2 separate regions of the Homo sapiens genome follow, and region 1 is linked to region 2. The links are chromatin loops, found by intact Hi-C in ENCODE. Cell type or tissue: gastrocnemius medialis. All regions are shown on one strand. Region 1 has its middle 10 kb from the start of SH3TC1. Region 2 overlaps ABLIM2 (actin binding LIM protein family member 2).

Region 1 (5,000 bases), 87 kb before region 2:
CTGAACGCAGTGTTTCCCAGAAACACAAACAAGCAAAGATGGCCCCGCACACCTCCCAAGGCATTATCAAGCCCTACTCAGACCCAAGAATGGGGGGAAGGACCTGCACAAATCTCTCCTGAGGTTCCTTCCTGAGTTGATTCCTCTGCGCACCCAAGTTTGAGGACGGGTGTATCCGGGCCGGCATGATAAGCCGCTAGCCTGGAGCCCCGTACCAGCTGGTGCTGGAATGGTAGCATGATGAGTCATCCCCCGGAAAGGGCTAGGACGGTGCCCTATTCAGCAGCGCTCACACCATGTGTTATTTCTGGCCTTTGCTGCTGAAACCGGCCCCTGATCAGAAGAGCAGAGCTCTAGGCCCCATGATTTCAGGAACTGCTCTTTGCAAAACGAGGACACGGGGCTCATAGGCTTTCCAGATGACTGATGGCCACCCCAGCCGGATGGGTGGCTGGGCCGCCGGGTCGGAGGCCTGCAGGAAGTGGTCAGCAGTTCTCGTGCCTGGGCTGGAACTGAAGACACCCACCCCCGAACTGGCCGGAATGTCCTGATTTGTCGGGGCAGGCGTCAGCCTGGAGCCCAGGGAATCGCTGACTCTGCGGCCCAGCAGGTCCACAGTCCTTCCTTCTCCCTGGGTCTGCCTGACCTGCTGACCAGGTGCCTGAGACTCCTTAGCACAGTGCTCCTCATCTGGGGGTGGTGAGGGAAGCGAGCTGTTTCCCCAGAGGAGATTTCAGAAGAGGGACCTTCCTTCCTTGGAGGAAGCTGACCAAAGAGCCCTCACTGCCTACATAGGAGCCCCCACAGCAGCCCTGCAGCTCCCGCCAGTCCTCAGCATCTCCACCTTTAAAACCACAAGGAACAGAGGTGCGGAGAGGGTAAAATCACAGAGCCAGGGCTGGGCGCAGTGGATTACGCCTGTAATCCTAGCACTTTAGGAGGCCGAGGCAGGAGGATCGCTTGAGTCCAGGAGTTCAAGACCAGCCTGGGCAACATGGTGAAACCCGTCTCTACAAAAAATACAAAAAAATTAGCTGGGCATGGTGGTGCGTGCCTGTAGTCCCAGCTGCTCGGGAGGCTGAGGTGGGAGCATTGCTTGAGCCCAGGAGTTGGAGGCTGCAGCGAGCGATAACCACACTACTGCACTCCAGCCTGGGCGACAGAGCCAGGCTCTGTCTCCAAAAAAAGATCACAGAGCCAGAAGAGGCCAAGCCTCAGAAACACCCTGTGGACCAGCCGGCTGGTGGGGTGTGGGTGACCGAGAGAGTGCACAGAGGAGAAGGTCCCAGATGAGGGCACACAGCAGGGGCTGCAAGGCTGCCATTCTCCCAAGAGCCCGGGGACATCAGATCCCAGCTTACAGATGAGTCCCCCCAGGACCTCCAATCCCATAGGCCCGAACTCCTCAGAGCCCCAACTTTCCTGAATCAGGGGTGGGACCCCAGCTGGAATTTTGGCATTCTGCAGAGCCCAGTGATGGGGGTTGATCCTGACCTTGGCTTACACAGTCATTAACCCAACCCAAGCACACAGTCCCCCAACTCCGCCGAAGGAGTGAAGTCCTCCCAGCTGGGAGCCATCTCCTGGGAGCTCGAGGCTCCGAGGCTGAGGTCACAGCAGGCAGAGGGGAGGAGGGCTCCAAGGGGGATTCCTGCAGACTCCCTGCTACCCACCTGGACTGGGCCAGATGTCACGGGGAGCACACTGGTGATCGCAGGCACCTGCGGCCAGTGCTGCCGCCTCCCAGCAAAACCTCAAGTGCTACTTTCCAGGCCCTACTTCCTGGCCTCGCATCAACGCACCCACGCCGCGCTCCCCAAAACTACCCAGGCACAGGTCACCAGTGTTTTCCACGTGGCCAAGCCCAGCAGTCCCTTCCCGGCTCCCTCTTCCATGTCTCTCTGGGCCACTGGTCCACCCGCTGACCACACCCTTTGGACACCTCCCGTTTCCCAGCCTCCTCCTCCCTAAAGGTCATGCCTTCTCTAAGGGCCACACTCTGTGCGGGGAGCTCACGCCGGCGGGGTCTTCAGAGCCATCTGCTTTCACTGAGGTCCCCAGGCTGCAGCTCAGAATGAGGGCCTGTGCCAGTGCCACCGTCTGCCTCTCTGATGGCCAGTAGCCAGCCCAGACACCACCCAGCCAGAACTGGACACCTACTGCCCCCCGCCGGCCCTGAATCTTAGCAGATGGCACCACAGGGCACTTGGCGCATGACCCCTCTCTTTCCCCACCTGGTTACATCCAAGCCATCCTTGCCAGCCTCACCCTGCTCTCCCCTCTCCCACCCCTGGCGGGGCCCTGGCCACCCTGTGCTGTCCCACACCCCCAATGCCTGCCCTGGCTTCTGCACACCACTCCTTCCTGGCACCCCTTCTCCTCCAGGCTGTGACGGCGGTGTGTTGCCTCCTCAAAGAGGCCTACCCCGGCCGCCGGCCCGGCCAGCCCTTGCCCTGCGCCCTGGAAAGACTCAGCATGCTCCGCCCCTCCTGGGACTGGGGCCATCATCTGTCACCACCACTTGCTTCCTAGGCAGGTCCCCTGCACTGCGGGCTCCTCCAGCGAGGAGACTGGCGGGCCTTGCTCTCTGTGGGCCACGTGCCCAGCACAGCACCACACTCTGCAAGCGTTTGCTGAATGACTAACAAACCAAGTGCCAGTGACAGGGGGCCGGGCTGCCCAAGCCAGGTGGGAGCCAACAGCCCCATGTATTCCGAGCCGGGTTCACCTCTGCCAGACACGCAGAAGGGGGCAGAGCCCAGTCAAGTGCACTTCTGCTGAGGCAAAGCTGTGTGGGCAGCTGGGTGGGAGGGAACCACCGGCTTGCAGCAGGCACGGACTTGCCCTAGGTGAGGTTTGAGCTCTCCCGCCTCATGTGTCGAGCCACGTGTGCCTGTGAGCAGTGCCCGGCAGGATCTGGCTACAGCACTGGCTGCACCTCCCCCTGGGACACCGGAGAGACAGGGAGGAGGTGGCTGCCTCGTGACGGGTACCCAGTGCAGGCTCCAGGCAGCAGCCCCTTGTTGGGCCAACATCCACAGCTGCTACCTCACATGCCTGCTAACCCGCTGGGGTGTCTCCCAGGTGGCGTCACAGGGGCGTGGCCCACCACTTTGGTGTCCAGCCAGGTGTGGGTCCCGGGGTCTCCCCTCACTTGCTTGCTGCAGGATGGATATATCCCTCACCCCTTCTACCCTGGCATAGCCCTCCCCTGCTCACCAAGGGTAGCGTAGCGGTCCAGGTACCACAGAGGGGGGACCGGGAAACTCCCCCACTGGCCCACATAGCTCATGCTGGGGTGCAACCCAATGATGGAGAGCAGATTCTGAAGCCTAGGTTTGAAGCACCTTGGGGAGCTGCTTTACGGCCCTGCCCAGGCCCAACACCTGCCAGCGTAGGGGAGGGGTCCCACAAAGGAGAGCAGTCGTCGTCATTATTATTCAGTGGGGCAGGGTCAGCAGGCGGTGTTGCCCAGATCCAACCTGCCTGCCCGATGCTGGGCCTGGCTCAGCATCCGACATGGATGAGTCAGATGCCTACTGCCCTCTAGAGAGCCCAGACTCGGCCTCATGGTGGAGACAGCCATGGAGCCAGATGGGACAGCTCGGCCAGAGCAGCCATTGCAGAGGGGTTGGGAAAGGGGAGCACTGCACAGCCCCAGTCCTGCCCGTAGAGAGCTGGGGAGGCTGCCTGGAGGAGGGGCTCTGCGCCAGCCTCCACACGTGAAATATTTGTGAAATACATTCCCTGGCAGGAAATAAACACAGTGGGCGTGGAGTGTCTTGTCGCATCAGGAAGTAACGAAGTGTGATCCATCAACCGACCAATAGTTAAATGGATCAATAGATCCCCGAAATGATGGAACTGTGACAAAGGGAGACAGGAATCAACTGAAAGAGCTCCCAGTGGCCAAAACTGGGACAAAGTGAGCAACAAAACACAGGTAAAGCAGTGGTAATGTCAATCCCATGTAGAAAACAAATATGTAGGCCGGATGCGGTGGCTCACGCCTGTAATCCCAGCACTTTGGGAGGCGGAGACAAGTGGATCACAAGGTCAGGAGTTCAAGAGCAGCCTGGCCAATATGGTGAAACCCCGTCTCTACTAAAAATACAAAAATTAGATGGGCGCGGTGGCACGTGCCTGTAATCCCAGCTACTCGGGCAGCTGCCACAGAAGAATTGCTTGAACCCAGAAGGCGGAAGTTGCAGTGAGCTGAGATCACGCCACTGCACTCCAGCCTGGTGATAGAGCAAGACTCCATCTCCAAAAAAAAAAAAAAAGAAAAGAAAAGAAAACAAATATGTATGAGTCCACACCAGTACAAATAAGTCATGGGATAGCTGGGTAAATGGGGGAGAAGAGACAGACAGACCCCCCCGGGCAAAAGAATTCCAACTAACTTAGGCTGGTGGGCGGAGCATGACCCCCACTCCTTTATTGTGGGATGCGCATGGTGGCGTCCTTCCACAGAGGATAGTGTGGAAATGGGGAAACCCAACCAACACCCTTCAGCCAGGTGACCAGGGTCAACAGCATCAATGACAAAGCCTGTTGATAGCAGGTGTCCTTGCTAAGATGGGAGCAGGAGTGCACTTTGCTGTCGTGGTCTTCCTCCCCCAAACCCATATCCCCTGTCTAATATGAGAAACACGTCAGACAAATCCAACTGATAGTGTGGAACAGGAGTGGCGTTGGGTGGCAGAGGGTACGAGTGAGGATATTAACTGTGCCTGGCAGTCAGGGAAGGCTTCCTGGAGGCAGTGACATTTGAGCAGGGCTTTGAAGGATGGCAGGTGTCAGAGAGGGCAAGGGAAGTCGGGCAGGAGTCCCAGAATGGGCAAAGGCACAGCAATGTGCCTACAGGAGCATGTCCTTTTTTTTTTTTTTTTTTGAGACGTAGTCTTGCCCTGTCACCCAGGCTGGAGTGCAGTGGTATGATCTCGGCTCACTGCAACCTCCACCTTCTGGGTTCAAGCGATTCTCCCACCTCAGCCTCC
Region 2 (5,000 bases):
CCTCATGGGGGGACCCAGGGACACCCCCAGGATGGCAGTTCTGGGGGCTACTTTGGAAGAACAACGAAGTGAACAGCACGCTCTCCGGCACACGCGGGGAAGGATTTGTTTTCTGGGAGTGAGTGCACGAGCTGTGGGTGTGAGTGTGGCCGGCCTCCATCCTCCCACATTTCCAAAAACAAGCAGGTGGTCCACCTGCCTTCCTGAGCCTCGGGATCCCCCGCCCAGGCTGCAAAGCAAAGGGGGCGTGTCAGCGCCAGGGAGCGATTGCCTGGGAGAAGGGGTGGCCTCCACCCTGGCCTTTCTCTCCCTGCAGCTAGTGGATTTCATGCTTTTCATTAGGGCTTTCCAGGGCATCGTGGGATTTAGCTGGTGCAATTTTTTCAGCTCTCCCTGAAGATACATTTGCCACATTTCTGGAAAGCAAAATCCATTAGATGCCTCTTTTTAAAAGCCTATTTTAAAAGACAAAGGGGAAGCTTGCACTTTATTTGAAAGGATTTCCATAAGCACAGACCTTGGGCATGCAGCAAAATGCATCAGACCCGAGTCAAGCTCATCACCTCCTGTGACCCAGCGGACTCATAGCTGGCGGAAACTGCCCCGGGTCCCCCTCCTCTGTCACCTGGGCAGGCCATTTCAGCCTCCTTCAGTGGATGTGGGAATAACCATAACCTCTTCCTCGCCAGCGACAGGCGATGGGATGAGACAGTGTCAATGGCAGGCTGACCCAGGGCTGGGGACTCACACTCCATCACCCAAGATGATTAGTGACCATGGACTCCAGCAGTAGCAGGGGTCTGAGGGCAGGCCCAGTGCCAAGATCCACCACATACCCACCCACAGCCAGTTAGAGTCTCACTCTGTGCCAGGCACCTGTGCCAGGCCTGTTGGCCCTGCAGATGTGGCAGCCAGGGCAGTGACCACCCCTTCTCCTGGGAAAGCTCTGCCTTCAGTGGGTGGCCTCTGTGCTGGAGAATGGCATGGAGTAACTACGATTTCCTGCAAGCTTTCAAATGAGCTGCACTTGTTTAAGCATGAGGACCTTGCAGTCTTGCATTAATCTTCTCTCCAGGCTCTCATGAGAGTGCAGCGTATGAATCATTGAGGGTGCTTTGGGATGAATAAAAAGAAGACCCAACTCATAAATATCCAACATGGATATTTGTCATCTTAACACGAAGTCTGGAGGTAGCCCCACACCCCTACCCCAGGGCTGGCTAATTAAACAACTCACCAGGGTCATGATGGATGCCCAAATGTTCCCTCTCCCACACTGCACCCTGTGCGTGTCAGCAGTGCCTCTCCTCATGGTCTCAGATGGCTGCCGTTGCTCCAACATCACGTTCTCACCGCATGGCATGCAGCCTGGAGATGTGCACAGGCAAAGCCTGTCTCCTCGCATAACCCTCCCTCTCATTAGGGAGGAGAACCCTTTCCTGAAGTCCCCATAGACTCCCCATATGACTCATTGGCCAGAACTCGGTCACACGTTCACCCCCACCGGCAAAGAGGAACGGGGGGCTCGTGGCTGACTTAGCCCAATCATGGCCGTCCTCAGGTGGGCACATTACCAGTTGAGCCAAAGCAGGATCTGTTAGCAGGGAAGACAATTCAAGAGCTCCTACTGTGTTGGGTTCCCACTACCCAGGCACTTACTTGTGCCTCAGTTTACCTGGGAAAATCTGTGAAATCATATGATTATCCTCTTGTCCGTGGCTGCCCCAGGCTTGGGCATTCGAATTCCACCTCTGCCACCCACAGCTCATGTGGATCTTAGGCAGGTGTCTCAACCCAGTTTTTCTAAGTAAAAGTCATTCAATAACTATTTATTGAGCACCTACTATGTGCCAGGCACTGTTCAGGGTATTTGGGAGATAGCCATGAACAAGACAGACATCCCGTTATGGGGATGGGGACCAGGTCTAATGCAAGGAGACAGATAATAAACATGATAAAGAATAAATAAGCAAATTTCATCATGTGCTAGAAAGTGAGCCCTGCTAGGGAAGGAAAGATGCAAACTGGGTGGTCAGGCTGGGCCTCACGGAGGAGGTGACCTTTGGGCAAAGCCTGGTGGAAGGAGGTGAGGAAGTTAATGAGGGAAGAGCATTCCCACCAGAGGGAACAGCCAGTGCAGAGACCCGGAAGCAGGCAGGCTTGGGAAACAGCAGGAGGCCCATGTGGCTGAAGCAGAATGACCAAGGGGATTAGGGAGATAGAGCCTCTACATCCCTGCAAAGACCGTGGCTTTGACACTAGCAAGGAAACACAGAGGAGGGTCCTGCTCCATCCTTGTAGGTTTCCATGGATCTCTGGGTGCTTGCTTGTGCAGGGAGGCCAGGGTGGGAGTCGGGAGGAGGCTAGAGGCAGGTGCGGGCACCTAGGCTGGAGCCAATGGCGGCTGGGATGAGGGGTGTGAAGGTGTCTCATTCTGGATGTCTTTGAGATCCAGCTGGCTCTGTCCTTACTCTACAAATGGGAATACATGCAGAACATAAATACGTCAAACGCATAGCACAGAATGCCTGGAAAAACAAATCTGGTTTACTTGGCCTTCAAAGGGTGGCTGAGCTCTGTGCTTTGGGAATATGTTTTAACTGTGATGTGTTGTTAATGCAATGATGAAAAGATGAGGCCACACCCATGTGTGCCCTCGGGAGAGCGGGCATTTTCTGGTCCTATTGGAAGTGGAACTGAGCAAGTCCACAATGTTAGCAAGAGCCAAGAAAACAGGCAGGGAGGGAAGGACGTGTGTCCGGGAGGAGAGCCCGTGAGCTGCGCATGTAAGGCAGGTGGAGTTGTCCCTGAGGATGCATCCATCTGGGACTATAAATAGCCGCCTGTTCTAGGCGGTCTGGGAGGAATGAAGGAATGGTGCAAGATGCCTGCACACGTGCTTCCTGGGCGTTCCAGGCGTTTATGAGAAACAGCCCTGGGCCTCCAGCATCAAAGGGAAGCTCTAGACAGGTGGGCCTTGGCCCTGGCCCAGGGCACTCCTTGTTCCGCACAGCCTAAGCCGCACAGGGCACGAGTGTCAAGATCACATGGCAGAGTTGTGAAAGTCCCGGCAGGAGGAATCTCAGATGACGTCTGCCTCATCCCCCTGTTATTCACAGAAGGGGATCCTGAGCCGGGCTGGGCCAAGACTCGGAGCTGCGATGCCCGGCCAGCCCTGGAGCCCTCGCCCAGGTTAAGGCTCACTCAGGCCCCTGGGGTTCTCTGTTTTCTTGTGTTTTGATGTGAATTGGCATCTCCGTCTTCCACTCACCAATATAGAAAAATAGCAGCGGGTGGACAGCACCTTGGGTGGTCCCTGTTCCCATCTGGGTGTATATTCCTCCCAGCTTTCCCCTGGTCTGAGTCTCTTTAAAATGTGAAGGCATGCCGTATACCTGATTCGTTCGCTTCAATTTAGTGTGTGGGCACTTTCCTCACCATGCAGATTCCTCACATTCATGTCAATATCCTCCCAAATTCCTTCCAATGCATGCCCCACAGTAAATGTAGTCGTCACTCTTGCACTGTTGGATGTCAACATCATTTCCAGGCAGACACTGGGCTAATCAGCTTGTTAGACCTCATCTCATTGATTTCTTTTTTTTTTTTTTTTTTTTTTTCCTGAGATGGAGTTTCATTCTTGTTGCCCAGGCTGGAGTGCAGTGGCGCGATCTTGGCTCACCGCAATCTCCGCCTTCCAGGTTCAAGTGATTCTCCTGCCGCAGCCTCCCGAGTAGCTGGGATTATAGGCATGCACCACCACACCCAGCTAGTTTTGCATTTTTAGTGGAGTCGAGGTTCCTCCATGTTGGTCAGGCTAGTCTCGAACTCCTGACCTCAGGTGATCCGCCCCCCTCAGCCTCCCAAAGTGCTGGTATTTCAGGTGTGAGCCACCGCACCCTGCCTTCATCTCACTGATTTCTTACAGCCACCATGCAAGATCAGTATTGCTAACTCTATTTTACACATGAGGACTCTGAGGTTCAGAGAGGGTAAGTAACTTGGTCAAGGTCACACAGCTGGGAAGTGGAAGAAGCAAGGACTCAAGCCCAGGCTGCCTGACTCTAAAGCCCAGGCATCTATTTACAACATTTTACTGTACCCATAATGCAGGGAACATTGTTGCAACTGAATTTCTGTGACAGTCATGGTCATTTCCTTGGGACAATCCCAGGAGAGGGACTGCTGGGTCAAAGGGCGGGAAAAGTTTTCACATTCCTTAGAGTCAGTGCCAAATGATATTCCAGAAAGTGATGTTGATTCATCTTTTCCCCCCAGCCGCCACCCTCTCCTGCCTGTTTCTCGTAAATGAACACAGCGTGTGCCCAAAGGATGGTGCTCCCATCACCCCCACCTGCCCTGCCTCCTGCCAGTGTCTGTGCTAGTTTGATAAATTGCAAAATGCAATATAAGAACAATGTGTTGTCTCCATAAGGATTTCTAAAATGACCAGGGAACTTGAACATTTTATTTTTAGCACACAGAGGCCTGGGGTTTTTGTTGTTGCTGTTTTGTTTTTTGTTTTGAGATGGAGTCTCACTCTGTCACCCAGGCTGGAGTGCAGTGGCGCGATCTCGGATCACTGCAAGCTCCGCCTCCCAGGTTCATGCCATCCTCCTGCCTCAGCCTCCCGAGTAGCCAGGACTACAGGCGCCCGCCACCACGCCCGGATAATTTTTTGTATTTTTAGTAGAGACGGGGTTTCACCATGTTAGCCAGGATGGTCTCGATCTCCTGACCTCGTGATCTGCCTGCCTCAGCCTCCCAAAGTGTTGGGATTACGGGTGTGAGCCACCGTGCCCAGTCAGAGGTCTGGGTTTTAACCACCTTGTGGTGACCTTGGCATACTCAGGACAGCTAGAATCTGACCAGCAACCTCCCAGATAACGGCTGGGGCTGGACATGCTCACTTGCCTGGTGCTCCCGGGAGTGGACTCACAGCACTGGAGTGGGGCACCAGAACCACTGCCACATGTTTCTCCTTCAAGGAACAGCTCACG

What was found. Peaks named below come from ENCODE experiments on the same cell type or tissue, not always from the same donor. Only the 100,000 strongest peaks of a DNase experiment are listed, where the experiment ranks them.
Region 1: it touches region 2 in a loop (12-fold over the local background); 1 of 110 quality-filtered maps calls a loop at or near these places.

The regions. Positions count from the first base shown.
Region 1 is chr4:8,186,838-8,191,837 of GRCh38, reverse strand. It overlaps a transcript of SH3TC1 not described here. Among named protein-coding and RNA genes, the nearest start is that of SH3TC1, 10 kb to the left of the region's middle. RefSeq lists enhancers at 1-338, 1,391-1,916, 3,493-4,019. In gastrocnemius medialis, no CTCF peak of the experiment used is centred here; DNase peaks (open chromatin) are centred at 287, 2,597, 2,917 and 3,544; H3K27ac peaks cover 3,950 bases.
Region 2 is chr4:8,099,370-8,104,369 of GRCh38, reverse strand. The region is part of intron 2 of ABLIM2 (actin binding LIM protein family member 2); the gene reads left to right. Among named protein-coding and RNA genes, the nearest start is that of ABLIM2, 57 kb to the left of the region's middle. RefSeq lists enhancers at 1-340, 341-1,052. In gastrocnemius medialis, no CTCF peak of the experiment used is centred here; DNase peaks (open chromatin) are centred at 2,909, 4,319 and 4,899; H3K27ac peaks cover 5,000 bases.